2 separate regions of the Mus musculus genome follow, and region 1 is linked to region 2. A link is a loop called in an ENCODE intact Hi-C map of the cell type or tissue named here. Cell type or tissue: left cerebral cortex. All regions are shown on one strand.

What was found. Hi-C counts contacts between places; a loop is a spot of excess contacts. Peaks named below come from ENCODE experiments on the same cell type or tissue, not always from the same donor. Only the 100,000 strongest peaks of a DNase experiment are listed, where the experiment ranks them.
Region 1: it touches region 2 in a loop (3.0-fold over the local background); 6 of 42 quality-filtered maps call a loop at or near these places.

The regions. Positions count from the first base shown.
Region 1 is chr5:129,511,862-129,519,861 of GRCm38, reverse strand. Sfswap (splicing factor SWAP) reads right to left here. Exons shown (of 18, transcript NM_172276.3): 5 at 6,590-6,815; 6 at 4,997-5,109; 7 at 3,711-3,846. Among named protein-coding and RNA genes, the nearest start is that of Sfswap, 15 kb to the right of the region's middle. In left cerebral cortex, no CTCF peak of the experiment used is centred here; a DNase peak (open chromatin) is centred at 4,776; H3K27ac peaks cover 964 bases.
Region 2 is chr5:129,559,185-129,567,184 of GRCm38, reverse strand. Sfswap (splicing factor SWAP) reads right to left here. Exons shown (of 18, transcript NM_172276.3): 15 at 6,380-6,505. Among named protein-coding and RNA genes, the nearest start is that of Mmp17, 21 kb to the left of the region's middle. In left cerebral cortex, no CTCF peak of the experiment used is centred here; a DNase peak (open chromatin) is centred at 3,286; H3K27ac peaks cover 800 bases.

The DNA.
Region 1 (8,000 bases), 47 kb after region 2:
CTCACTCTGTGCAGAGTCCTGACATTGCTACCCAAGGCTCCACAGTCACAGGCACTCCCTGCTCCTGTCCTGTCTGCTAAGTAGTAAGGCTTGGTGGACACTTGCCAAGGCAGAAGCAAGGTTATCGAATGATGGTGATCATTCACACATATGCATGAGTCTCTCTCCAAGTGTCATTCCACCCCTCTCTGGAACACTGTGGGAAAGAAGGAACTCCAAAGAGTCTGCTAGATTTAACCTTGATACAAACTGGGATAAGCCACAGGCCGCTGTCTGTAGGCAAGGTTCGGAACATTACAATCGATTACCCAGCTGTGAAAGTGTATAGTAAAGCACACTTGACAGCCATAGACTGTGAGGGCTGCTGGATGAAGTGCTTGCGGTGCAAGCTTGATAACTAGAGTTCTATCCCCAGACCCTAGTAAAGGTGGAAGAGAACCGACTCCACACACATCACTCCATCATACACTCACAGGAATGCTAAGGAAAGAAAAAGATGTTGAAAATAAAAACAACAGTGGGAGAAAGGCTGGCGGCACTCTGTACAGTACTCAACAGCATTCTCTGTCAACACTTAAGCAATCTAATCACTGTATGTGGATAAATTTACCACAAAGGAACTAAAATCAACAGCCGTGATTGGTTTTCCTCTACTTGGCTGGATTTACGTGCTGTCTTAACAGTTGGCTAAAAAACAAGTTCTACCCAATTAAGCAGAGCCAGAGCTGCTGCAAATGACCAGCAATGGGCCAAAGGAACCAAAAATTTCATATTCTGGCCACTTCACAGCAGGAGTGACAAAGCCTATGCCAGAGATTTGGACTCAGGCAACTCTAGCGGCCTAACTAGCCATAAGACAGGAGAAACAAGCTGAAACAGATACCCACAGACTAAGTACAGAGGGAGGCAAGAGTTCCAGACAGGTGCCTGGCAGAACTGGAACCCCAGAGAGACCAAGGCTGTTCCTAACTGCAGCAATCTCACAGCCAAGGATGCTGGGACTTTTCTGATGGATTTTGGGCAGTTTCATTGAGACCCAGATTCTAAGCTCTAGCCACTGACCTGGCTCTGCTACAATACCAGAGTCCATCTGTTGTATTAAGTGATTTTCTTGATCCTAGGCAGAGGGCTGTGTGGCTCTGAGGGCTGTGGTCCTTGTAGCTGATAATAGGAGCATATCTGAAACTCACCAACCCTATGTTCATCTGTTTGCTTTCACCAACTCCAGATATCTAAACAGCCCACTCTTTCTTATGTCCAGGACAATTCATCAAGGCCTGATGTCCATTTTGGTCAAGGGCAGTGTGAACAGGACTAGCCCTCAAGTAGAATACACCAAGTCCGGGATTCCCTCAGAGCCAGAGGAAGGACTGTGGGGTCCTAGGGCCCTGTCTCGAATCTGCATGGTCCTCTGATATCCCACACTGATAAAGTTTGTCTCAGGCCACTGTTCCCACTGGACTGCGCATGCTGAGTCACCACATTGCTGTGATGAGTCAGCTTGCTCTACCATCCTCCTTGGGCCACAGGGTCTTGGCACAGTGCCACAGCTAACCTCTGTGTGTAACTGTTCACTCTTTAATGATGGAATTAGCTTCACTATCCCCAATCTCTACTACTTTCTTCTATGGCTATAAAAGGATACAGGAACATGAATCGACAATGCATTTGAGTCTTGGAACAGGAATGCAGGAATGGGCAAGAGAAGTGGCTCAGTCCGTGAAGTGATTGCTGTGCAAGCATGAAGATCTGACTTTGGATTCCTAGTACCCATGTAAAAGCTGGGTACTGTGACTTGTGCCTGGGAGGTAAATACAGGACCCCCAGGGCTTACTGGCCAACCGGTCTAGTTAAATCAGTGAGCAATCTTGTCTCAAAAAAAGTAAGGTGGAGAGTAATTCAATCCAGGAAGGAACCCAACATTCACACATGTACACAGACAGCTTCAAACACACACATACACACACACACACACACACACACACACACACACACACGCACGCACAAGAACAAACACATATACATACACCTCCCTCCCTCCCTAACTCTATGAATACACACTTAGAAAAACAAAAACAAAACCAGAAAAGCAGGCAACAGGCAGAAAAGCAGGCAACATACGGTGGGAGTAGGTACGAGCACAGCACTCCCTCTCTGGAGTACAAGCAGCCTGCTTGGCAGGGCCTCCTGCTGCCACTGATTAGGTCCTTCATGAGCTTTCCCTGGGGTTGCACAGGGCACGGGACAGGCAGGCTCTGCACCTGGACCCCTCCCCAAGCTTGCACATGCACCAGCAGTAACCTCCAGAATGCGGCTAGGTGACTGCTGCTGTGGGCTAGGTGGCAGGACATGGAACATGCAGCCAGCCCCTCAACATCATCAATTCCATCATTTAAGAAATGGTCTAAGTTCCAGCCCAGGTTTTCTAGGATATGCTCACAAGGTTCATAAGTTGATTTAAAAAAAAAATAATAATAAGGTCTCAGTCTGTTAGTCCAGGCTCACCTGAAATCTGAGATCTACCTGCCTCTGCCTCCCAAATGCTAAGATTATAAAGGCCTGTGCCACCACGTCTGGCAAGTAACTGATTTTTATAGTCTTGTCACTTTATTACATCAAAATGCCACATCTGTATTGACCAGTGTAGAGACAGATGTGCAGAGGAACTAGCATATATATATATATATAGATTGTTCACCCTCAAATATGGAAGCTCCATCTTCAGTACCAGACCCCACTCCGCAGGCATCTCACTTCACATGAGGAATGCAGTCTGCAGCAGGGCACCACAGCACAGGCTGAGCCTTCTTTGCTGAAGGTGGCTCTTTCACACAACACTCACACGATGCTTAGCCTCAGAATAGCAATGAGGCCTGACACCGAACCTTAGGACAGATATTCTGATCACTCTCCATTGTGCTCCCCTTCAATGTTTAGGAAGACAAGAGAGCAACAACCACAAGATTCCAAAGAAACAAAATCCCCTACACATTACAACCAACTCTCTCTAGTCTTAGGCCCCACGCCCACTATTCAAGCAGTTCGGATACAAAATACAAAAAGGAAACAGTGCATTTGTAATCAACAGGTGTTAATTTTTCCTTATCACAATACCTTGGAACAATACAGCATTAACAATTATTAAGATAGCATCCATAGTGTATTACAAGTTCTCCGCGCAGGACTCTTGAGTGGGTGAGAGAAACCTTGGGTTTTCCTATCTGTTGGGGGCAAGTGATATCACTGCCCTGTAGAAACAGAGGGTTGACCGTCCATGCCCAGCAATTGTGACAAGTGACCCCACATTTTCTCATCCCTTCTTGCTGTTCTCACCAAAACTGTGTCTGTCTAATCCTGTGCTGGCCCCAGGGCATTCTCAGAGCACCAAACAACTCTAGAGCAGAGCACACTGCGCTATCTCCCCAGTCTCTGCTTTTGTCAGTCTTAAGTCTGAGCTTTGTTCAGCACAGCAAGGTTTTGAAACCTAGGTGCTACTTCCCAGCCTCTGCTGCTTACTCTTCTGCCCTTGCCTGACTCTTCCTGTCAGGAATGCAGAGCCACAGGCCAGGCAACCATGCCCTCCAAATCCCTCCCTCCTGGAACACAGAGGTCTGGGGAGTGATAGCTCCACACCAATGCTCTCAGGAGAGCATGAGAAGCAGGGCGGTGGCTGCATGCTGGATATACAACAGGGCACGCTGGGTACTCACAGTCTGCCGTGTACTCCACCTGGGAGGGCTGAGCAGGTGTGCCATCTGCAGTGGGTGGGGCTGGAGCTGAGCTGTCAGCTTGTGCTTTCCGGACAAGGGCTGCTAGAGGGTGATCCGGGTCCACCACCTTCAAGGGCTAAGAACAGAGAAGACATTTGGCCTTAGCACTTTCGACATTCTGTACCATATACAACTTTGCTGTTGAGAAGAGACTCAACCTTATGGTACTGTCAGCATGTCTTAAGAAAACCTCAGTACACATTCAGATACAGTGAAAGCTGCCACTGTAGAGGCAGAGTCACTTACATCAGACCCAGAAGAAAAAAACAGGAGCCTCTAGAGAGGCCATGGAGGCAGAACTACATGTATGAGTCCAGTGTCAGAAGCACGCCTGAGCACAAGGACACTCCCATAAGCACACTTGCCTTGATGCTGCCTGCTCAGTGCCGGCCTACTGGCTCAGTATAGCTCCTGTAACTCTCCTCCTTGCACCTCTGAAAACCACCACCCTCAATCCCTCCTCTGAACACGGCTCCATCTGTGAGAGCACACACCCAAACACAACTTTCTTGGTAAGAGCCAATGTTATTTAGGCTGGGGACACACAGAAAGGTTCTATCCAGTTGAGGCCAAGTGCTCCAGCTGGCTGTGAGCACCAGAGGAACCAAGTGGGTTTCATCTCCGTAACAACTTCTAGGCAAAGAGCAAAGGAAGCATCAAGACCCGACAGCAACTCACCAAAGTGCGCATGACAAACTCACAAACTTCAAACTCTCTTAGTGGAGCTTCTCATCAACAGCTCTCACCCTCCTCAATCAAGAGCCAGTCCTCCCAGACATCAACTACACTCTGTGTCTGTGGAGACGCTCATAGATTCTGCCTTCTACATCACAAATGAGTCTCATAAAGATGAGAGGAGGGCCAGAGCAAAGCACGTATTTAGGAACTGTCTATGAAGGGAGCCAAGGCTCCAGGAAGCAGACATTTAAAAAACTAGAAAATCCAATCCTACTAAATTCCAATCAACAGAACATAACAGCTTCCAAATCTTCACCGACACTATTTATATAATAAAACAGCCATCGCTTGCTTGTGAGACCTGTAATGCAGGCATGGAGGAAAACAAACGCTTCATCACCACATGGAACAGAGAAATGCAGACACCTCGGTGATAAAAAAAGATACAGCTGTACCATAGGATATGGCAGGCTTTGTGTTTCCAAACGTAAAGGAATAGCAATTTCCTGACAGTGTAAACACAGCCTAGTGAGGGAGGAGATAAAGACCTTCATCAGCTCTTCCAGGCGGCTGCTCTTCTTGGAAGCAAAGAGAGACGGGTGCAGGTAACTCCCATCTTCCTCATCATCTTCCTCTTCGTTGTCAGAGGTTGGCCCAGACTCTGGAATTGAATTCAAGATGTTGACTATCAGGTTTGATGGCACACATTTGTAATTCCAGCATTCAAGAGGCAGAGGCAGGTAGACAGTCACAAGTCTCTGGGCCAGCCTAAGACTCTACCTCCCAAAATTTATCATTTTGGTTTAATTGTTAACATGTATCAAATCATCACTATATTCTATAAATATGCTCCTCAAGATCATATTTAAAGAGATTCTGCTTGGTGGTAGATACTTGTAACTAATCCTAGCACTGGGAGGTAGAAGCAAAAGGATCAGAGTTCAAGGCTAGCCTGGGGTTCATTAGCTACAGTTCCAAAGACAAAAATAAACACAGGGCTAGAGAGATGGCTCAGCAGTTAAGAATATAACTCTAGCTCCAGGGGACTCAAAACCTTGGCTTCCATTGGTACCCAAACATATGTGGCAGAGACTCAAAAAGACACGAACACATACATGTAAATATTTGGGTCCCCCTCCTCCCCGAAAAAACCCAAGGTTTGTGGGTAGCCCTGGCTATCCTGGAACTCGCTCTGTAGACCAAGTGTGACTCGAACTCAGAGATCCCCTTGCCTCTGCCTCCTAAGTGCTGAGATTAAAGATGTCTGCCATATCAGAAAACAGATCTTGCCATCTTAAGTAAACAGATAAATCTTACATTAAAAAGACAGACTGACTGACTAACTTTGGGAGCCAGTGAGTTTGATCCCCAGAATTAATCTGGTAAAAGCAGACAAATAACTCCTGCAGATTACCCTCTGACCCCACATGTACGTCATGGTAAGAACAGGCCCACATACAATACAAATAAGTAAGCATGAAAGAAGAGCAACACGGGCTGGGTGTAGCAACACAGGCCTTTATTCCCAGCACTTGGGAGCCACAGAGAGCTGGGTCTGAGTTTTGAGGCAGTTAGGTCTACATAGGGGGAGGGGAGGAGTAGGGGAGGGGGAAGGAGGGAGGGAAATGAATACAAATGAGTTGTGGAAAAACTTGAAGGCCCACAAGGGCAGAGTCCTACATAAGTTTTTTCCCTTGGGGTAATGTTCCCCATGGTTCTAGAGAGAAGGGAGTGCCTCCTCTTCCACTTCCCAGCCTCCCTTTGGCATTGACTAGAAAGCTATGATGGGATTTTTTATATTCAAAATGGGCAAAAACCTTGACTCATGAAAGCAAACATGTCCTATGCACTGTGGTGCAGGCACTTACAGAATAACCCGAGAGTCAAACAGTCTCCTCTGCAAACCGTTAAGCAGCCAAATGAGAGGAAACATTTGCAGCCTGGATGACCACTTGGCTCTCACCGATATTTAACCACATTTCAACCATCTGGAAAGTATGGATTGAGGCTGGAGACCGATGTGCCAGCAGAGCTAATCGGCGGCACAAGAATTCAGGTCTGGATTTCAGTGTCGCTCCCGTGAGAATGGGGACCTTCTCACTTCCACCCCCACCCCCTCCACCTGACACAGGCCCACGTACTTTTCTTCTCCTCGTTCTTGCTCTCAGCTAGCACCGTGTACCGTCCTTCTTTCATGGCTTTCTGGATGAATTTATAGTAGGGGTTGAGGTAGTGATCAAACCGTAGGAAGTCGAACTGTGAGTTTCGAGCTTGCTTGGCCTTCAGCATGATCTCGAACTGTGCTCCCTGCTTGCATACGAAGTTGGCTGTGCGCTCAATGATGGCATGCATTTTGGCTGTTGGTGGCTAGGGAAAAAGTCATGGTGTTAGTCTATGTGTACACATGTACACACACAAACACACAAGTTACGTGATTTAATAAAATGAAACAGCTTGGTTTTACTGTTCCAATTTAAGAATAAGATATTTCAAGGCTAGCAAGGTGACTGAGCAGGTGAATACACTGGTCACCAGGTCTGACAACTAGAATTCAATTACCAGAATCTATGTGGTGGAAGGAGAGAGCTGACTCCTGAGAGCTGACCTCTGACCTCCACTTGTGTATTGAGGCACATATGTGCCCAAAATGTCCCCAGATAAACAATGTACAATATTTTTAATATCAACAAAGAGAGTTTACACTAGAAAATTACATGGAAAAATGCTTATGTAACTTCAGGACCTCATCCTTTATAAAAGTGGCTTAATTTCTCAAATTTAGTGGCTAATTAATAACATCCTCTTCACTTTAAAAAGAAGAAATGTCAAGACCAGCAAGATGGCTTATGGTAAACGGTATCTGCTGCTAAGCCTGATACCCTGAGTTCAAAATCCCTGGAACCCACATGGTGGAAGAAGTGACCTCTGCAAGCTGTCCTCTGACCTCCACATAGATGAAGTGGTGCACGGTGTCCCCGCCACCACCCAACAAATGAATTGTAATAATGCATTTTTTGAAAGAAGAGCAGTCTTTACAGTTTTAAAGTTATTTGGCTCCTGAATAAACTAGGTTCCATATTAAAGGAAATCCAGTGTGGGACATAGGCCTTGATGAAGATTTTCTCCAGCTCTGGCTTAACAAAGATTCATTTGCAAAACAGGCCATTTTATATAAACATGTCAAAGGTCAAGGATCTCTTCAACATGACCTACAGAGGCAGACAGGATTGCACCACGCAGGCTCTTGGTGGACCAGGTCAACGCGCTGGCGTCAGTGTCTTAAAAGTAGCTACTATGATGACGCTGTGGCTACAGTAGCTCAAACACAGCACCAATAACTGCACAAAAACAAAGCGTCTTAGTTTCTGGTTTTATTTTTGTTTTTTTCTTCATACTTTTATTTATTTTCTGTATGCGTGTGGGTATTCTACTGGAAGTCAGAGGACAAACTGCAGGAGTCAGTTCTCTTCTACCACGTGGGGCCCAGGGGTAAAACTCAGGTTCTCAGGTTTGATGGAAAGTGCTTCCACCTGCTGAGACATCTTGCCAGTC
Region 2 (8,000 bases):
TATGAAAATGGGCTGGCAAGCACCCTCACCCACTCACACTAAGCAAAAGCAGAACCTCACTGTGTTTCCCTTATTCCTGATTGCCCATGTTCAGCAACATCTAAGCGTACCCTGCTAATGTGTTCTCTGTGCCATCAGTGGCCTCTGGTGTTGACACAAGCAACTGTGGGTGTCTTTTCACAGGGAGACTAACCACTTGGTCTCTTACTTATTCCTGGAGGCAGGTATTGGACTTTAATGGCACCGACTATATTATATTTTCCTCCCATGGTGGGGTCTCTTCTATATTCTTGTGGGTGGGTGTACACACTTGTGTAGAGGACAACAAACTTCATTCTTCAGTTGCTATCCATTTTGTTTTGTTTTGACAGAGCCTTACTGTGGAGTCCTAGCTGGGCTCAAACTCAAACTCTGCCTGCTGAGTTCTATGGGCCAGCCTATCTGTTCCCCTGGTCCTGGTGTTTCTAGCACATGCCATCTGTCTGCCTTTTTTTTTTTTTTTTTTTTGGTTTTTCGAGACAGGGTTTCTCTGTGTAGCCCTGGCTGTCCTGGAACTCACTTTGTAGACCAGGCTGTCCTCGAACTCAGAAATCCACCTGCCTCTGCCTCCCAAGTGCTGGGATTAAAGGCGTGCGCCACTATGCTCGGCTCCTGTCTGGCTTTTTATATACATCCTGTCGATAGAGCTCAGGTCGTCCTGCTTGTGTGGCAGGTACTTACTGAGAGAGCCATCTCCCCAGCCACCAGGGTTCTCTCCATCTTAAGCAGTCCCAGGCACACACAGTTTTCTGGTTCTGGCTTGTGCATTTAGACGCTGATCTAAACTGAACTAACATGTGTAGTTTGTTCTTTCTCATTGCAGTGTCCAGTAGGCTGAGCAGGTTTCACTGGAGAACTCTCCAGTCCCCCTGAACTGCTTCAGTGCTGTGGTCTAGCCACAGGCCCAGGCTGCAGTGTGGGCTCCGAGGGTGTCACGGTCAGTGCTTCAGTGCTGTGGTCTAGCCACAGGCCCAGGCTGCAGTGTGGGCTCCGAGGGTGTCACGGTCAGTGCTTCAGTGCTGTGGTCTAGCCACAGGCCCAGACTGCAGTGTGGGCTCCGAGGGTGTCACGGTCAGTGCTTCAGCATGAAGCTCGACTTCTCCTGCCACGGAGATCTAGGAGGTCAAAGAACTCCACCTTTGTTCTTTGACTGTCATGGTCTCAGAAGGCCTAGGGTTGGTTGGATCCACAGAGCACAGGACAAGAGCTGTGAGCAGTACCATTTGCTAGAGTTGAGGAGAGGCTGTTTCTCAGAGTACTGGTCTGTGACCACGAATCCACACAGCATCCTTGCCGGCTTATGGATTAGTCAATATGGTTGGAGGTGAGTGGGCAGCGCCCATCTCTCCACTGAGAAGGTGGATGAGTGAGTGGTTACCTGATTCCTGCATACTGGATTCACAGGGAAAAACAGGTTGGAACTAGGAGCAAGGTTCCAAGATGTAAATTCCATTTCCTAAACTGGATTTTCCTAAACAGATGAGGAACCAATCAAATGATGGCCTCCTGTCAGTTTGGGACTCTGTCCATCTCTCAGAAAGAATGAATTTCCTTATTATCCATTTACACGTCTGGCCACACTCCGGCACTGCCTTCCTCTTGGAGTATAATGCAGACATTAGAGAAAGCGATGTCTTTTCTAGCTGGCACCGGCACGGAAGAAAGGCCATGCTTCCACGTTCCACACTTCCAGGCATGGCTGACTCTTTCTCAACGACTGCTTCTCTCAGCAGGTGTGCGTGGGGTGTGCTGTAAACCCACCCATGGCTTTCCATACTGTTGTCTCAGGTCTCTGACACACTGCACCACTGTCCTGGTCAGTGCTGTGCCCCTGGGCCACTGGCCGTGGCTGCAAGTCTCTGTGTCTATCTGCTTTCACTGTATCCTATTGTCACTCTCCCAAGCACTGAAGAGCCATTGTTGCACTTTGCACACTTTGAACATCACATCTCAATGACAAAACACCTGCCTCAGAGTTAGCTGTCACCTACTTGCCATGAGAACGGAGAAGTACATCTTCCTTGCCTTTTAAGATCTGTTAGAGAGTGTGTGTGTGTGTGTATAATGATTTATTTATTATATGTAAGTACACTGTAGCTGTCTTCAGACACACCATAAAGAGGGCGTCAGATCTCATTACAGATGGTTGTGAGCCACCATGTGGTTGCTGAGATTTGAACTCAGGACCTTTGGGAGAGCAGTCAGTACTCTTAACCGCTGAGCCATCTCTCCAGCCCCAGTATATTTATTTTTAAAGTGTCTTTTTTTTTAGTCAAAAGTTCCACTTAGCCCAGGCTAGCTTCAAACTGGCCATGTAGCAGAGATGACCCCTCTGCTCCTGCTGCCCCCACTTAACACCTTCCTAAAGGTAGGCTCTGTTTATGCCCAAGACTGAGCCAAGGTCTTGAGTCCCCTACCAACTGAGCTAGCCCAAGCCCTAAACTGTCTCTCATAAAGTGGGGTTACAGGTCCACGGTAGAGAGCTTTGTTTAGCTACGAGAGGCCTTGGCTTCATCCCTAGCACTGCTCACACCCCCAAGGCTCCAAAGCCACCTCTTTATAAACAAGCCTAGGACCTGCCTGACCTGCTTATCACCTACCCTCTTCCTCCTTTGTTTTCCTTTCCTTTCCTGATCTGCTATTTTCTTTTGAATGAAGTATTTTTAATGTTTTATATCCTCTTAGCTTTTATTCATTTACTTAAAAACTTTTTTTTGGGGGGGGGGGGGTTTTGAGACAGGGTCTCACTACTGTAGGCTGACTGTCCTGAACTATGTGTACCAGGCTGGCCTCTGTCTCTGTGTGTACTACCCTTGGCTTCCTCTCACCCTCTAAGACATTTATATTTACTTATTTTGTGTGTGCACGTACATACTTGTTTGTGTGTGTGTGCGTGCACGCCAAGGCCCACACGTGGGGGTCAGATTGTGGGGGTCGTTCTCTCTTCTAACACGTGGGTTTCAGGGATCACACCCAGGCTGGTAGGCTTGGCAGCAGGTGCCATCCCCACCCTGTTTGCTTTCCAGCTATGTTTTCCTGGTTGTTGGAGGAACTGTAAGGCACATCCTCTCATTTTCCAAGGTCACCTTGAATGAGTAACACTTGGAGCACACCGAGAGCCTTTCAGCCGTTAACTTCAGATGCTATGCCAGATGCGGTGCTTTGTAGCAGGAGTGCAGTGGCAAGAAGCCATTCCTACGTTCCTTCCCTCCTTCAGTACCACACCAGGGCATCCTGGTGACAACAGTGGAAATCCGTGGGCTCTAGTGAAACATGACTCACTGTCCACGCTCATGCTGTCTGCGGATGCTGCCACTGCGTTCTTGCTTTGACAGTGTCTCATGAACTTGTTCAGCTATGGATAACCTGGATCTCTTGATGCTTCTTTCTCTATCTTCTGTCTGTTCAATGGCGAGGTCACAGGTGGGCACTGCTATGCTCTATCTTACTAGACTGCACTTTAAAAATGTGCATCAGGCTCAGAGCCTGATTTCCAAACCCTCACTAACAAGAAGTGGGGTGGGCTGGAGAGATGACTCAGTGGGCAAGAGCACCCACTGCTCTTCCAGAGGCCCCGAGTTCAATTTCTCAAAGCCATATAGCAGCTCACAACCATGTGTAACTCCATTTCTCTTCTGGCCTCAGCAGGCACCGAGCACATATGTGATGCACATAAATAATTAGATAAAAATAAAATGAAAAGGAAGAGCTGGGGCAAGAAAGGCAGGAAGGATCTGGACACTGGTGTCTGAGGAGCACCACGGCCAGTGGAAGAACAATGTGACATCTGGCCTGGAGCCTCCTGGAGTCTGTCACAATCAGACAGAATAAGGGAACAGGAAATCGTACAGTCTACCTGTCCAGAGCAGTGCTGGACAAGGGAGGGGCCAGCTGACAACAGAGGAGAGAAGGTAGCCATTCTGGCCGTCACTGACTACCGTGGCAGAAGGCTGCTGGGAAGAGAGCTCACGAGCTTGCTCAGTGCCCACTGGAAGGTCAGCTGCTGGGTCAGAGGTCAGGGCAGAGGCAGCTTTAGCTGAGGGACCAGGTGCACCATCACTAAGGCGCTCCTTCCATGCTGAGGACCACGATCCCACAGCACTGCTGGCCTGCATTCTTTTGCAGCAGAGGTGGAGTGGGTGGAGCCAGAGGGAAGCAGAAGAGGACAGGCAGGCAAGTGAGCAGCTGAGGGAATGTGTGAGGTGCTCTCAGTACCACAGTAAGACTCGTAGTTAGTGGGCAGAGCAGTGGTGGCATGTATCTTTGATCCCAGTACTAGGGAGGCAGAGGCAGGCAAATCTCTGAGTTTGAGGCCAGCCTGGTCTACAGAGGGAGTTTTAGTACAGCCAGGGCTACACAGGAAAAAAACAAAAACAAAAACAAAAAACCCACCTGTTTTGAAAAACAAAACCCAAAAGAAAAAAAAAAATCCCCAAGCCCCTTAGTTAGCTATAATCAGTCTGTCCAATAGTGCAGAAAGAGCACAGCAGCACATCCTCCATCTGGGTGATGCCAAGTATCAGAGTAACTGAATTAGCACAGGCCAGAGCTACCCGCTGAGATGGCAGTGTGGAGGGAGGGAGAGTGCCTGACACAGGACTGAACAGGACGGGACAGGATGGCACGGCACGTGGAGCAGCTCCAGTGCTCAGCTGTCTGCCTTTTCCTATCCTTTCAGGACGACAGTGCTCGAGCACAAGGCTCAGAGGCCTCATAAGTCCTATGCCTAAGATGGGGATGGCTCCCAGCACTGTGGACACCGGCTCTCTTCCACCTTCTCCCATCATCTCCCTTTAAACGTAAAGGTTAATTTGAGGGCAAAGCAAGAATTCTTCTGTTGAGAAAGATCGTTTGCTGTAAAAATTAATTTTAGACCATGCCCTTTACATATACCAAAGGTGATGATGAACTTCAAATGTTAAACCACTTGCTTCAGGAATGAATCCTGTGTGTTGCAGTAGCTGGTAGGATTATGGAGGCTGGAATGTAATTTATAAATGTGAACTTGTATTGCAACCCTTTGCTAAAACTCATCAGCCTCATGTTCTTCTGCTGGCTTCTCAGGTAACAGAGAATGATCTCCTTCCCCAGTCAACAGGCTGCCTGTGACCAGCTAGCAGGCTGGTTTGTGCTCCTTCACCTTAGGCTGCCCCTACTCTACCCATGTCCTCTAGGCAGCATTGTGGGCAATGGGCAATAGCTGGGGCCCCAAGTCCACGGTTTATCTGTAATCCTGGGTTTGCCTCCCACAGATTCTAGCCCTTTCTGGCTGTTTTTTCCCATGACAACTCCTGTCCAACTGGGAACTAGAGCGAGCCCTTAGGTGACACTCACTATTGTTGGAAACAGAGGAAGACGCTCCAGGGCAGCACTCATACTGGAAACATTGCTCCCATGGAGTGGCGGCCCCCACTGCAGCCAGAGTCTAGATTTCCAACATCTTCCAAAAGCCTATACATAAACCACTTGGTCTCTAGAGGGCTGCTCCAGGGAGGGACTAGTACCTTCAAGAGGGACCTAGTGGAAGGTGGTAGGTCACTAGGGACATGCCCCCTGCAGAGGGATCAACCTTTAGGCTTTTGGCCCTAACGTGCTCCGACAACAATTTACTGCCTCAGCACAGGCCCAAAGCAACAGGACTAACATACAGAGGCCCCCAAAGCTGATCAAAATAACCCCTCACTCTCTATAAGCTGATTTACTCAGGCAATGCGCTATAGAGATGCAAGGGGATCAACACAGCCAACAGAAGCAGGTACCACAGAGTGTACATAGGTTTCCCAAAGTTAGACAAGAGCCAGAGAAAGTTCTAGAGCTCTAAGTGAACTATGGCTCATAGGGTAAAAGGGTGTCCCTGGCTACCAGGAGCTAGGTTCAAATTTAGTGGCTCTATAACCATTTTGGCTGACCTCCCTGTTCTCCTTACAATGGATACAGAAGTGATCCAGAGTCACAGCCTGGATCTATTCTTTGCCCTGCTCCATCACACAGCACCTAGGCTCCAGTGGTCATTACTGGAGACAAAGCAGGACACTGAGAAAAGATGTTTATATTTTCCTAGTTGACCCCTGTTCCCTGAAGACAGCTGGGAGGGACTGGGGTAGATCCAGCAGAGACAGCAAGGGCCCTGGGTTAGTGTTAAGGAAGAGCAGGGTCCAGAGAAAAGCCATGTGAGGGTTCCACAGGCATGGACACACTGTGCCCTGGAACCCACATGATCCCAAGAGACAGCCCTACTGAAGAAAGGGACTGCACCCTTTCATTATCTGTGACTCTTTCACACAGGTGACAGACACCAAGATTTCAGACATGTTTTTCCCTGTGAGACATGGTAGCCTACCTGGAACGGGTCCTTTTCCTGCTGACCCCAGGGCTGCCGCTCATCCGGTAGGCTGTAGGGACACTCCTTTCTTCCCGCCGTCTCTCAGGAGAGTGAGCTCTCCTTCTTGGGGACCGAGACCGTGACCTAGACAGACAACAAGGTAGAGTTTAGCTCTGTCTGAGGCCTGGTCTGTGTGGTGTGCACCTCCCTAGCATGAGGTGAAAGAGACCTCAGTCTGAGATGCAGGCTGCGCAGATGGGCCCTGCATCTTTAGAGGCTGTGCATCCTGACACCAGCTTGGAGGTACAGCACCTCTCCCCACCCCTGCCTGCACTACAGTAAGGCTCAGCTCTTCAGGAGGCTGCGGCTTGAGCCTCCCTGTTCCTGCCTTGTGCTCTCTCCCAGCCTGGGACTTTCAACTCCCCAAATCCATTCCTATGCTCAGGCAGGGAAAGGCGCCCAGATACTGGCAGTAGGGAGAAACTAAAGGTTGAGAAGCTAAGAACTGCAGGCTGCACCATGCCATTCCTCCTGTTACTCATCTCAGGCCAAGGACCTGAGATGAGGGGCAGGAGGCATCAGGACCATACTGCAGACCCACTGGCATGAAGCCCAAACCCTGCACCTGCTCAAAACATGATACCCTCGTGACAGTCTGACTACTTTAAGTCTATGGGAGGTTTCATGGATAAAAAAAATCTAAGAATACTTATACTTTTAAAATTTTGATTCATGCCAGGATATACTCCACAAATAGCAAGACAGACCCTCAAGTCCCTCTCACCCTTTGTGAGCCTGGAGGTCCTTAATAAAGGGCTCCTCAACAATGGCTTGAGACTTTTATGTTCTCCGACCATCTGCTATTTCAGGAAAATGTGCAGTAAGCAGAAATTTAGGGGGAAAAAAGCCCTCCCAAACCCGAACTCTCTTTGTTCAGTTTCCATGACAACCTACTCAAAAACAGTATTAAGAGAGCAGTTTGATTTCAAAATTTGAAAAAGTTCTTCATTGAATCATTCTAAGCAGAATGAATTCCTCCCTCCCAATAAAAACAACACACAGTTGTTCAGGAATCAAGTTTTGGCCACATCCTGGTCCCCATGAGCCCATGCTGGCCTCTCCAGCTGGGCTGGTCTAGGTGGCGTGCCTCCCCAGACCTTCCCTAGGCTACACAGACTACAGAGGTGGGGGCAGTCAGACACCTTGACGGTTTACCAGGTTTCCCCTCAAAAGAGCTCCAGGAGTCAAAGCTGCTCGAGGCCGAGGCTGCCTGAGAACTCTCCTGCTGTGCTGCCGCCACTGCCGAGCTGCTGGGACAAGGCTCCACACTCAAGATCCCTGGGGAGGCTGAGGGCCTGCGGTCGGAGGCACATACTTCACATTCAGAATGAAATGTGCCGGGCTGGGTGCTACCAGAGCCATGAGAAAGCTCCGCTCACTCAAAGCTTTAGCACCTATGGATGCTTAGCATAGAATTCTACAATAAACTCAACAATTAGGAAAAATAAGTTAGTTTTAAATGCCTGCAGATTCAAAACGTTGAAGTACAATACGGTTTTGCAGTGGCCATTAGTATTAAGAATTTTTCAGAACACAGTGGCTGTTCCCAGTAGAGTGCAACTCTTCTGGGAAGGAAGCC